2 separate regions of the Homo sapiens genome follow, and region 1 is linked to region 2. Evidence: read pairs that join two places in POLR2A ChIA-PET (ENCODE). Cell type or tissue: B cell. All regions are shown on one strand. Links, peaks and the distances in the headings refer to the core of each region. The heading gives the core; the rest is flanking DNA.

What was found. ChIA-PET counts read pairs that join two places held together with the same protein. Peaks named below come from ENCODE experiments on the same cell type or tissue, not always from the same donor. Only the 100,000 strongest peaks of a DNase experiment are listed, where the experiment ranks them.
Region 1: POLR2A ChIA-PET joins it to region 2 with 12 read pairs; 12 of 35 experiments call an interaction of 5 or more read pairs at or near these places.

What each region holds. Positions count from the first base shown.
Region 1 is chr16:68,266,992-68,272,357 of GRCh38, forward strand. All of the region lies in intron 2 of SLC7A6 (solute carrier family 7 member 6), which reads left to right. Among named protein-coding and RNA genes, the nearest start is that of SLC7A6, 5.1 kb to the left of the region's middle. In B cell, for the core only: no CTCF peak of the experiment used is centred there; a DNase peak (open chromatin) is centred at 2,480; H3K27ac peaks cover 3,178 bases.
Region 2 is chr16:68,345,926-68,351,291 of GRCh38, forward strand. It overlaps PRMT7 (protein arginine methyltransferase 7), which reads left to right. Exons shown (of 19, transcript NM_019023.5): 11 at 220-355; 12 at 1,286-1,369; 13 at 1,706-1,753; 14 at 2,417-2,506. Among named protein-coding and RNA genes, the nearest start is that of PRMT7, 38 kb to the left of the region's middle. RefSeq lists an enhancer at 2,779-3,279. In B cell, for the core only: no CTCF peak of the experiment used is centred there; no DNase peak of the experiment used is centred there.

The DNA.
Region 1 (5,366 bases), core at 301-5,300, 79 kb before region 2:
TGGCGCAATCTCTGCTCACTGCAACCTCTGCCTCCTGGATTCAAGCGATTCTCCTGCCTCAGCCTCCCAAGTAGCTGGGATTACAGGCGCCCGCCACCATGCCCAGCTAATTATTGTATTTTTAGTAGAGACGGGGCTTTACCATGTTGGCCAGGCTGGTCACGAACTCCTGAGCTCAGGCAATCTGCCCGTCTCAGCCTCCCAATTGTGGTGGATTTTTTTTTTTTTTTTTTTTTTTTTGAGAAGGAGTTTCGCTCTCATTGCCCTGGCGGAGTGCAATGGTGCGATCTTGGCTCACTGTAACCTCCACCTCCCGGGTTCAAGTGATTCTCATGCCTCAACCTCCCGAGTAACTGGGATTACAGGTGCCCACCACCATGCCCGGACAATTTTTTGTATTTTTAGCAGAGATAGGGTTTCACTATGTTGGCCAGGCTGGTCCCGAACTCCTGACCTCAGGCGATCCACCCGCCTCAGCCTCCCAAAATGCTGGGATTACAGGTGTGAGACACCGCGCCTGGCCATAACTCAGAGAGTTTTATAAGAAAAAGTCCTCTGTGTTTTCACCATAGTTAAGATTTTGATTCAACCAGAGGGGGGAATAAAAAGATTTTGATGTATTTCTCTGTGATATAGCAAAATATTTTTTGGTCTTCAGCCCGTTTCCTAGCATACAACTCCTAAAATACTTAGAAAGATCAAAGTAATGTCTTTTTGTATGCTGATGGCTGGTGGCTGGCAGCCCCTAGAAAGCTTCAGGATGGGGGCTGGTCACTGGAAAGACCAAGTCAGGATTAGAGGGTTGGGACTTTGAGCCCTACCCCCAACCTCCGGGGAGGGGAGAAAGGAGGAGGGTGAGGTTAAGTTGATCACTAATGGCCAGTGGCTTAATCACTCATGCCTATGTAATGAAGCCTCTATAAAAACCCAAGAGGCTGGGGGTTTGGGGAGCTTCCGGATAGCTGGACATGTGGAGGTTCCTGGATGGTACTTCTCCCTGGGAGGACAAGGAAAGTCTGTGACCCTTCCCCCATATGTGGCTCTGCAAACCTCTTCATCTGTATCCTTTGTAATAGCCTTTATAATATACAAGTAAAGGTAAGTAAGTGTTTCTCTGAGTTCTGTGAGCCGCTCTAGCAAATTAATTGAACTGAAAGAGGAGTCTTGGGAGCCCCAACTTGAAACAGTTCGGTCAGAAGTTCAGGAGGCTTGGATTTGTGCCAGGTATCCTGTTGGGGAGGGGCAGTCTTGTGGAACTGAGCCCTTCTGCTGTGGGATCTGATGCTGTCTCCAGGTAGATAGTGTTGGGATTGAACTGGAGGACACTCAGCTGGTGTCCCTGGGGAGAAATGATTGCTTGTTAGTGGGGAACCCTCCCCCTCCGGCATTTGGTCACAGAACTCTTCTGTGTTGATTATTGTGGTGTGAGAGTACACAGTAAAAATGGTTTTGAGTTTTTCCAAACATTCTCAATAGCATTTTTTCCTTTAGTCATTACAAAAATTTTGGTTTCAAATCCACTTTGTAAAACTTCCTTTGTAATCGAGCTTTTCCCCCCTTTCATCCCGTTTTCTGATGTAATTGAATTGTGATAAATTCATTTATTCCAAAAATTGCTTGTGGCAGTTTCGTGGTTAAATTTTCATGGGGAAATTTTGGTAGTCTGTTAAATTCCTTTATTACCTGCTGCAGGAGACTGCAGGAATTTAAAATTTTTAAAAATTTTTTTGTTGGCTGGGTGTGGTGGCTCACGCCTGTAATCCCAGCACTTTGGGAAGCCGAGGCAGGCGGATCACCTGAGGTCCCAGGAGTCCGAGACCAGCCTGACCAATATGGTGAAACCCCGTCTCTACTAAATACAAAAAATTAGCTGGGTGTGGTGGCGCATGCCTGTAATCCCAGCTACTCGGAAAGCTGAGGCAGGAGAATAGCTTGAACCCAGGAGGCGGAGGTTGCAGTGAGCCAAGATCGCGTCATTGCACTCCAGCGTGGGCAACGAGCGAAACTCCGTCTAAAAAAAAAAAGAGCAAAAATACGTATTAAAAAATATTTACCTAGGCTATTTGATATTGCCCCACAGGTTGATGTTCTGTTCTATTTTTTCACTTTCTCCATTTTGACCCTTTTGGTTTTCATCTCACTGCTAAAGTTCCACATTTGTTTCTGCATGCTGTTCAACTTTTTCAGTAGAACCTTAAATGTATCAAACACAATTATTTTAAATTCCTTGTTTGATGTTTCCATTATCTGGGTCATCTCTCAATATGGTCCTATTGATTACTTTTCCTCTTGATAGTGGGTTGTTTTTCTTGCTTTTTTTATGTTGCTTGTAACTTGTTACTGATTGCCAGATACCGTGTGTGGAACAGTAGAGACTGAGGTATATAGTATTTATTTTGGGAACTGGGTACAGCTCTTCTTTGCTAGACTGTTTGTATGGGAGTTTGAACTCCTAGTCAGGAGACAGTAGTGTTTGGGTGTTATTGTTGCTATGGTTACGTTAGGTGCACCAATGACTTCAAATTCTTCTCATGTTTCCTTGCCAGCTTACGGTTGGTTTGCAGGAGGGAGGCTTTTTCTCAGTGGTTATCCTCCATCCATACCCTCAGTTTATTAGCCAGGCATGGTAGTGCACACCTGTAGTCCCAGCTACTTGGGAGGCTGAGGCAGGAGAATCCCTCGAACCCAGGAGGTGGAGGTTACAGTGAGCCAAGATTGTACCACTGCACTGCAGCCTGCGTGACAAAGCAAGACTCTGTCTCAAAAAAAAAAAAAAGAAAGAAAAAAGGTCTCACTCGGTCATCTCACTCTGTCACCAAGGCTGGAGTGCCCGTAGTGCCATCATGGTTCACTGCAGCCTCCCAACTCCTGAACTCAAACTTACCTCTTAGCTTTCTGAGTAAATAGCTGGGGCTATAGGCGTGTGCCATCATGCCTGGCTACTTTTTAATTTTTTTTTGTAGAGATGGGGTCTTGCTATGTTGCCCAGGCTAGTCTCGAACTCTTGGCCTCAAGTTCCTCCAGCCTTAGCCTCCAGAGTAGCTGAGATTACAGGTGTAAGCCACTGCGTCCAGCCACCCTCAGCTTTAGGATTTCTCTGTGCACCTATGCCTCAGTGCACAGTCTCAGTGGTAGACTACTGTTGCTTGTTCCTGGGTGCTTGCTAACCTGGTGGTAGGGAGTAGGGATTTCTCTGTTGTCTGGTTCAGCCTCAGTCTTAAGCAGGCCCTGTTTGTTTCCCTGGGTCTTGGGAGTGGATCTTTCTGGGTGCTCCTGCCCTTTTCCCAGGAGAAAGACACCTCCGGTGGTCTTGCCCAGAATTTCCTACCCCTCCTCCAGGCATAGAGGTTTTTTTTTTCTTTTATCCTGCCCCAGCTGCCTCAGGAGTGACAGAGTTTGCTGCCCTTTCCCAGGGGTTTATGGTTTTTATTCTTTAGAGGAGAAGGGTATAGGTTGGCCTTTGTATTTTCCCTCCCATAAGCCAGCACTACCAAGAGCGGTTTTCTCAGGTTACTTGCCCAGTATTTCTTCTGAGTAACCACTGAGGTCTATGGAAAAAACCTGAGTGTCTGTGGCTCTTACTAACCCACACTTGACATTTGGTAATTTTTAAAAAAATTTACTTGAATTCTTCTGACTCACCTAAATGGTGGTCTCATCTTTCTCCCACTGCCACAGGTGAGCCAGACCTTGTATCTCTCTATCTCCCTGGAGGTGGCTGTCTTTCCATCAGTTTCAATCTAGTTGGTTGCCCTGTAACTTCAGCTTTCTGATGGCTCCAAGAAAAATTGTTGTTTGTCACTGGAGTGGGAATGTGCTATCCATCCTGAGTGGAAGCTGGAAGTTGAGGACTTTCCATTTTATATTGGATTTTTTTTTTTTTTTTTGAAACAGTCTTGCTCTGTTGCCCAGGCTGGAATGCAGTGGCATGATAATGGCTTACCGCAGCCCTGACCTCCTTGGCTCAAGAAATACTCCCACCTTGGCCTCCCAAGTAGCTGGCATGTGCCACCGTGCCTGGCTAATTTTTGTATTTTTTGTAGAGATGGGGTCTTGCTGTGTTGTCCAGGCTGGTCTCGGACTCCTGGGCTCAAGCAATCCTCTTGCCTCAGCCTCCCAAAGTGGTGGATTACAGGTGTGGACCACTGTGCCTGGCCTAGTTTTTTCTTATTTCATTTTTTTATAGAGACGGAACCTCCCTATGTTGCCCAGGCTACTCCTGAACTCCTGGCTTCAGGCAATCCTCTGGCCTTGGTCTCCCAAAATACTAGGATTATAGGCGTGAGTCATCATGTCTGCTCCCATTTTATTTGTGCTTTTTGTTGTTTGTTTTTTGAGACAGGGTCTCTGTCACCCAGGCGGGAGTGCAATGGTGTGATCATGGCTCACTGCAGCCTCAACCTTCTTGGGCTCAGGTGATCCTCCCACTTCAGCCTCCTGAGTAACTAAGACTACAGGTGTGTGCCATGCCACCATGCCCAGCTAACTTTTGTAGTTTTTTGGTGTAGACAGGGTTTTGCCATTGCCCAGGCTGGTCTCCTGGGCTCAAGTGATCCACCTGCTTTGGCCTCCCAAAGTGCTGGGATCACAGGTGTGCACCACTGTGCCCTGCCAAGGTGAAGTTTAGATATGGAGAGAAGGTAAGGGATGGCCCTGGGGTTGTATGTGTAGCCAAGCCAGCCTGGGACTTAGTCATGTGCTCTTGGGAGCTGCTAGGGTTACATCACAATTTTGCTCTTGGGTGTTTAGCAAAGAGGTAGGAACTTTAACTACTTTTGCCAAGGACAGGCTCTTGATAACAATTGCATTTTTCTTTTCTTTTTTTTTTTGAGACAGAGTCTTGCTCTGTCACCAGACTGGAGTGCAGTGGCGCTATCTTGGCTCACTGCAACCTCCGCCTCCCAGGTTCAGGTGATTCTCCTGCCTCAGCCTCCTGAGTAGCTGGGACTACAAGTGCATGCCACCACGCCCAGCTAAATTTTTTTGTATTTTTATTAGAGACCGGGTTTCACCATGTTGGCCAGGATGGTCTCAATCTCTTGGCCTTATGATCTGCCTGCCTCAGCCTCCCAAAGTGCTGGGATTACAGGCGTGAGCCACTGCGCCCAGCATGCATTTTGTTACTGAATGAAGATAAAGAAGCCTGGCATGGTGGCTCACACCTGTAATTTCAGCACTTCAGGAGGCCAAGGTAGGAGGATCAGTTGAGGCCAGGAGTTCAAGACCAGCCTGGGCAATGTAGTGAAACACTGTCTCTACAGACAAATTAAAAAAAAAATACATAAATAAATAGCTGGGCATGGTGGCAAGCACCTTTAGTCCTAGCTACTCATGAGGCCGAGATAGAGGACTGCTTGAGCCTAGGA
Region 2 (5,366 bases), core at 106-5,105:
AAGATTTGTGACCAGTGTGTCAGTGCCCATTCGTGTGTACCCAGGAGAGGCTGTCATGGGTTGCTGGAATCTGTTTAGAGCAGATGCGTAGGAAAAGTCTGGAATTAGCGGGTGCTCTAAGCCCTCATGCCTACTGGAGACCAGTGTCCAGATTCATGCCCTCTGGAGACCTGTGGAGGCGCTCACAGCCCACGTCTGTTTGTTCATCTCCTGGCCTAGCCCTGAAAAGAATGAGAGAGTCCGCCAGATGCGCCCCGTGTGTGACTGCCAGGCTCACCTGCTCTGGAACCGGCCTCGGTTTGGAGAGATCAATGACCAGGACAGAACTGATCGATACGTCCAGGCTCTGAGGACCGTAAGTGTCCAGCCCCTTGGCTTGTTGTGGGGAAAAGGGAGAAAGAAGTTTGTCCCATGAACCCCAGCACTTTGCTTATGATTTGCTGTTTCTTTCCTGTGTCCTCTTGTCTATGAGTGGCTTCAGCGAGCGCCTCCTGGGTGGGCACTGGAGCAGAAAGCGGGAGAGCCTGGGGCTGGACTTCCTGAGGGCTTGCTCTCTGCTCTACTGGGAGAGCCTCTGGCTGGGCTCCTGCTGGACACCTTTGCCTTGTCAGACACAGTCATTGCTGTGGGTGGTCACGGTGGATTAGGCCACCCCCTCTTTTCATGTGTTGTCACCTTTCTAAAATTTTCTAAGATGTAAATCTGATCATGTCGCTCTCCTGCCTGAAAACCTTTGCTCCCTGCTACCTGTAGCAGGGGACTCGGCTTGGGGATTACAGATGGGGCTTAGAGGGAGGGTCTCTTGAGGCCCTTGGGGGTGTGTACAGAAATAGGTGTGAATGTGTGCATTTTGGGGGATGGGGGGAGGATCCAAGCCATCCTGAGTTTCTCTCAGAGGGGTCTGTCACCCAGAAAGGCATCCTTGCCTTTGGGCAGTCAATTGTGAACACTCAAGCCTTGGAGGCTCTCAGCTGTCTGTGCTCTAACCAGACAGGGAAGAAGCCTGTTGTCATGGACTGGAAGGTGGCCTGCAGGTGGTGCAGGCCTTCAGCGGGGCCTCTAGGCTGGGTTGAGGGGTGTCTTTCCTGACACTGGGGACAGGTGGGGAGATGTGAGCAAGGCGGGCATGTTTGTGGCTGGGGGTGGTTACTGCATGAGGACGCAGGGGGATGGTCTGAGGTCTGGGCAAGTGGAGTGAGAAGGGAAGTATTTCTGACAGCTTGCCAGCAGGAATCTTCTGGCAAACTGGAGGAAGCCCTGTGCTGAGCTTGCCTGTTCCCCGCAGGTGCTGAAGCCAGACAGCGTGTGCCTGTGTGTCAGCGATGGCAGCCTGCTCTCCGTGCTGGCCCATCACCTGGGGGTGGAGCAGGTACTGACATGCACCCTTGTCAGCCTCCTGATGTGGGCTTGTGAGTTAGAGCATTGCGTGGTCCGGGTGCACAATTCTGTGATCAAGGCTCTTTGCAAAGGCCACTGTTGTGGGCACAGCATGCTCGGGTCAGGGGCTGGGGGGTTTATTGCCTGTGCGTGCAGGCAGGCGTCAGGCCTCAGAGCTGGTGTTCAGGCTGCCCCAGGGAGGGAATGAGGGCAGGGAGGGTTGTTCAGGTGTGTCCTCTGTCTTAGGATGGTCTTGTCGCATTTTAATCTTTAATTTCTTCTCTGTTAAGTGAATATCTTACAACTAATAGCGTGGTGTTCCCTCTAGGTGTTTACAGTCGAGAGTTCAGCAGCTTCTCACAAACTGTTGAGAAAAGTAAGTGAGAATTGTTGTTGCTGAAATAGTGAGAGGACCTGTGGGGTCTGGGTTGATGGCTTTGAAGTGGCATTGGCCCCAGGGGAACAAAGGAGTGGTGGCTCGCTTGCACCCCTGTGTTGTCTTGGTTGCTGCCTGGAGAGCAGCCAGAGGCCTTGGGAGCTGTCACTGAAATAGAGGCAGGCATTTGCACTCTGCTTTGTTTTTTTGTGTCTGAAGAAGTTTAGGCTTTTTTCCTCACTTCACATAAGCTACTGTTGCGGTAGAATTAAATGTAGGATGTGTTTCTGGGACATCAGTGCTGAGGGAGCCAGTGCTCACAGCCTGATGGGAGATGGCATTTCTCTCCCTGGCCAGTAACTGGTTTGATTTCCTCTCCAAAGGGGAACTCCCTTCACCAGAACTGCAGGCTCGCACTGAGTCCTGGTGTGCACATGCGGGAGAAATTTCTTTTGCTTTTATCACATTGTGCTCCTGATCTCATCCGTGGTCTATAGGATGCCCCCCAAGGAGAGGATTTTTCCACAAAGCAGATAAAAGTGGTGTTCCAGAACCATTTGCCGGAAAATTCAAAGCGGAGAATGCAACTTTGAGAGATTTTTTTTTCCTGACAAACACAATACTTTAGTATGAATACAGTAATTTTACGGTTTTCTTTCTAAGATCTTCAAGGCTAACCACTTGGAAGATAAAATTAACATCATAGAGAAACGGCCGGAATTATTAACAAATGAGGACCTACAGGGCAGAAAGGTGAGTAGCGGGAGCCTTTTGGCCACGCTGGGCTGTGTTAGGGTGGTCAGCACGGCACTGAAGTAGCCCAGGCCCCACCCTGTCCCTGGAGTCTCACAGTGGGTCCTCCACATGCAACCTTACCTCCTACGAGCTCCCACCATCAAGGGTGTGGTGAAGCTTTCATGGAGCTGCCCGGTGAGCAGATGGTTGCACTGCTCTTTTTTTTTTTTTTTTTTTTTTTTTTTTGAAAATGGGGTCTCGCGCTGTCGTCCAGGCTGGAGTGCAGTGGCACGATCTTGGCTTACTGCAGCCTCGACCTTCCAGCCTCAAGCGATCCTCCCACCTCTCCCGAGTAGCTGGGACTGTAGGCATGTGCCATTATGCCTGGCTAATTTTTGTATTTTTTGTAGAGTCAGCGTTTCATCATGTGGCCCAGGCTGGTCTTGAACTCCTGGGCTCATGCGATCTGCCAGTCTCAGCCTCCCAAAGTGTCGGGGTTACAGGCATGAGCCACCACACCTGGCTGTACTGCTCTTAGCTCAGCCTCATCTCTGCTCCTTCAGGTCAGGACAGAGCAGCTCTCTTGGGGTTCCTAGGAGCAGAGCATGTCCTTTCCTCTCCACCGCACTCCTGTCTTCATTCCCCGTCCACGGCTTCCTGCTGCAGTCAGGCTTCCGGGCCCTGAAACTGCTTCTGCCAGCAACCTCGTCGTTACTCCCACGGTCTCCCTGCAGGCTTCATCTGCTCTACCCGCTTGTCCTTGTGACCCGGGACTTCTGCCTGTGCTGGGGAGGTCGCTTTCCCCTCACCTTCCTGGCTGCTCCTTACCTTGCACTGCTCCGTGGCACTCTCCCCGTGTCCCCCGCTTCCCCTACTGCATCCTCTCTGGTAATCACGTTCCTTCTCATGTGTGAATCAGTGACCATCAGAGCCGGCCTTCACTCTTTACTATTTTGGATTCAAATCTCATGTCCAGCTGCCATCCTGTCACCTTTCCTTGAATATGCCACAAACTGGACTCACCCAACGCGGAGCTATCATCTTTCATCTTTCCTGCCAGTCTTTTTTTAAATAACAGCTTTATTGAGATGTAGTTGACATACCACAAAATTAATGCATTTCAATTGTACAGTTGAGTGATTTTTTTAAGTAAATATATGGAGTTAGCCGTCACCCAGTCTCATTTAGAACATTTCCAGGCCCGACATGGTGGCACATGTCTGTAATCCCAGAACTTCGGAAGGCCAAGGTGGGAGGATCGCTTGGACCCAGGAGTTCAAGACCAATCTGAGTAACATAGGGAGACCCTGTCTCTATAAAAACAAAAAAAATTAACCGAGTGTGGTGGCACGTGCCTGTAGTCCCAGGAGGCTGAGGTGGGTGAGGTGGGAGGATCGCCTGAGCCCAGGAGTTGGAGGCTGCAGGGAGCCGTGCTTGTGGCAGAGCACTACAGCATGGCTGACAGAGTGATACCTTGTCTCTAAAAAAAATGGGAATGAAAAGAGAACATTTCTGTTACCTCCCAAATTCCTGGGAGCCTGTTGATAGTCTGCATCCCCATGCCCCAGGCCTGGCAGCCACTGGTCTGGTTTGTGTCTCCAGTATGTGCCTCTTCTGGCATATCTCAAAAGTGAGGTACGCAGTGTGTGGTCTTGTGAGTCTGGCTCCTTTCGCTGAGCATAATGTCTTTGAGATTCACCCATTTCGTTCTTTTGAAGGCTGTGTAGCATTCCACGGTGTGGCTATCCATTCATGTGCTTATGGACGTTTGGATTGTGTCCAGTTTTTGGCCACTTTGAATAAGGCTTCTGTGAACATGGATTCACTGGTCTTAGAGAGGATGTATGTCCTCAGTCTCTTATGCAGATGCCTTGGTGTGGATTGCTGGGTCATGTGGTAGTTACGATCGACTTTTTAAGAAGCTGCTGAACTGTTGGTTGAAGTGGCTGTCCTTTTGACATCCCCATCGGTAACATCTGAGGGTCCAGGTTCTCGGATCCTCACCAGCACCTGGCATTGGCTTTTTTTTTTTAGCATAACCATATTAATGGGAGTGTGGTGATGTCTCCACATAGTTTTAATTTGTATTTGCCCAATGACTGATGATGGTGAACATCATTTCGTGTGCTTGTCTTGCTTGGTGAAATGTCTATTCAAGCCTTTTGCCCATTTAAAAAAATAACAGTTTTATTGAGATATAATTCACATACCTTACGATTCACTCAGTGATTTTTGTATATTCATAAGGTTGTGTAACCATCACCACATCAGTTTAAGAACCCTTTCATTACCCATTGGCAGTCATGCACCATTTGTCCGCAGTCCCCCAGCCCTGGGCACCCACTCTTCTCCTTTCTGTCTTTAGCTTGCCCATTCTGGGCATCTTGTGTGAATGGAATCAGACAAGTGTGTGGTCTTTCGTGGCTGGCCTCTCATGTGGCTTCATGTTTTCGGGCTCATCCATGTCGTAGCCTGAATCAATACCTCATTTCTCTTTCTTGCTGAATAAGATTCCATTGTGTGGATAGACCATGTTATTTATCTGTTTCTCAGCTGATGGACATTTGGGTGGCTCCTACTTTTGGGCTGTTGTGAGTAATGCTGCTATAAATATTCATCCACAAGTCGCCTTTTTTCTCCCTCATAGATGAGGGCATAGGAGATGATTCTGAAAGCCACTGTGTGGTGTACCGGTAGACCGGGGTCACATTGAATTGGAGTGGTGGGAGCGGGCGTTCTTGCCATGTTCCTGATGCTGTGTGGGGAGGCGAGGAAGCACTCAGGGCAGCCCCTTCTGTCTGCCAGCATTTCCTGCTGCATCTCCATCATCTCTGACTGGCCCCACTTTGGTGCCTGACTGCTTGGGCCTGCCCAGGGT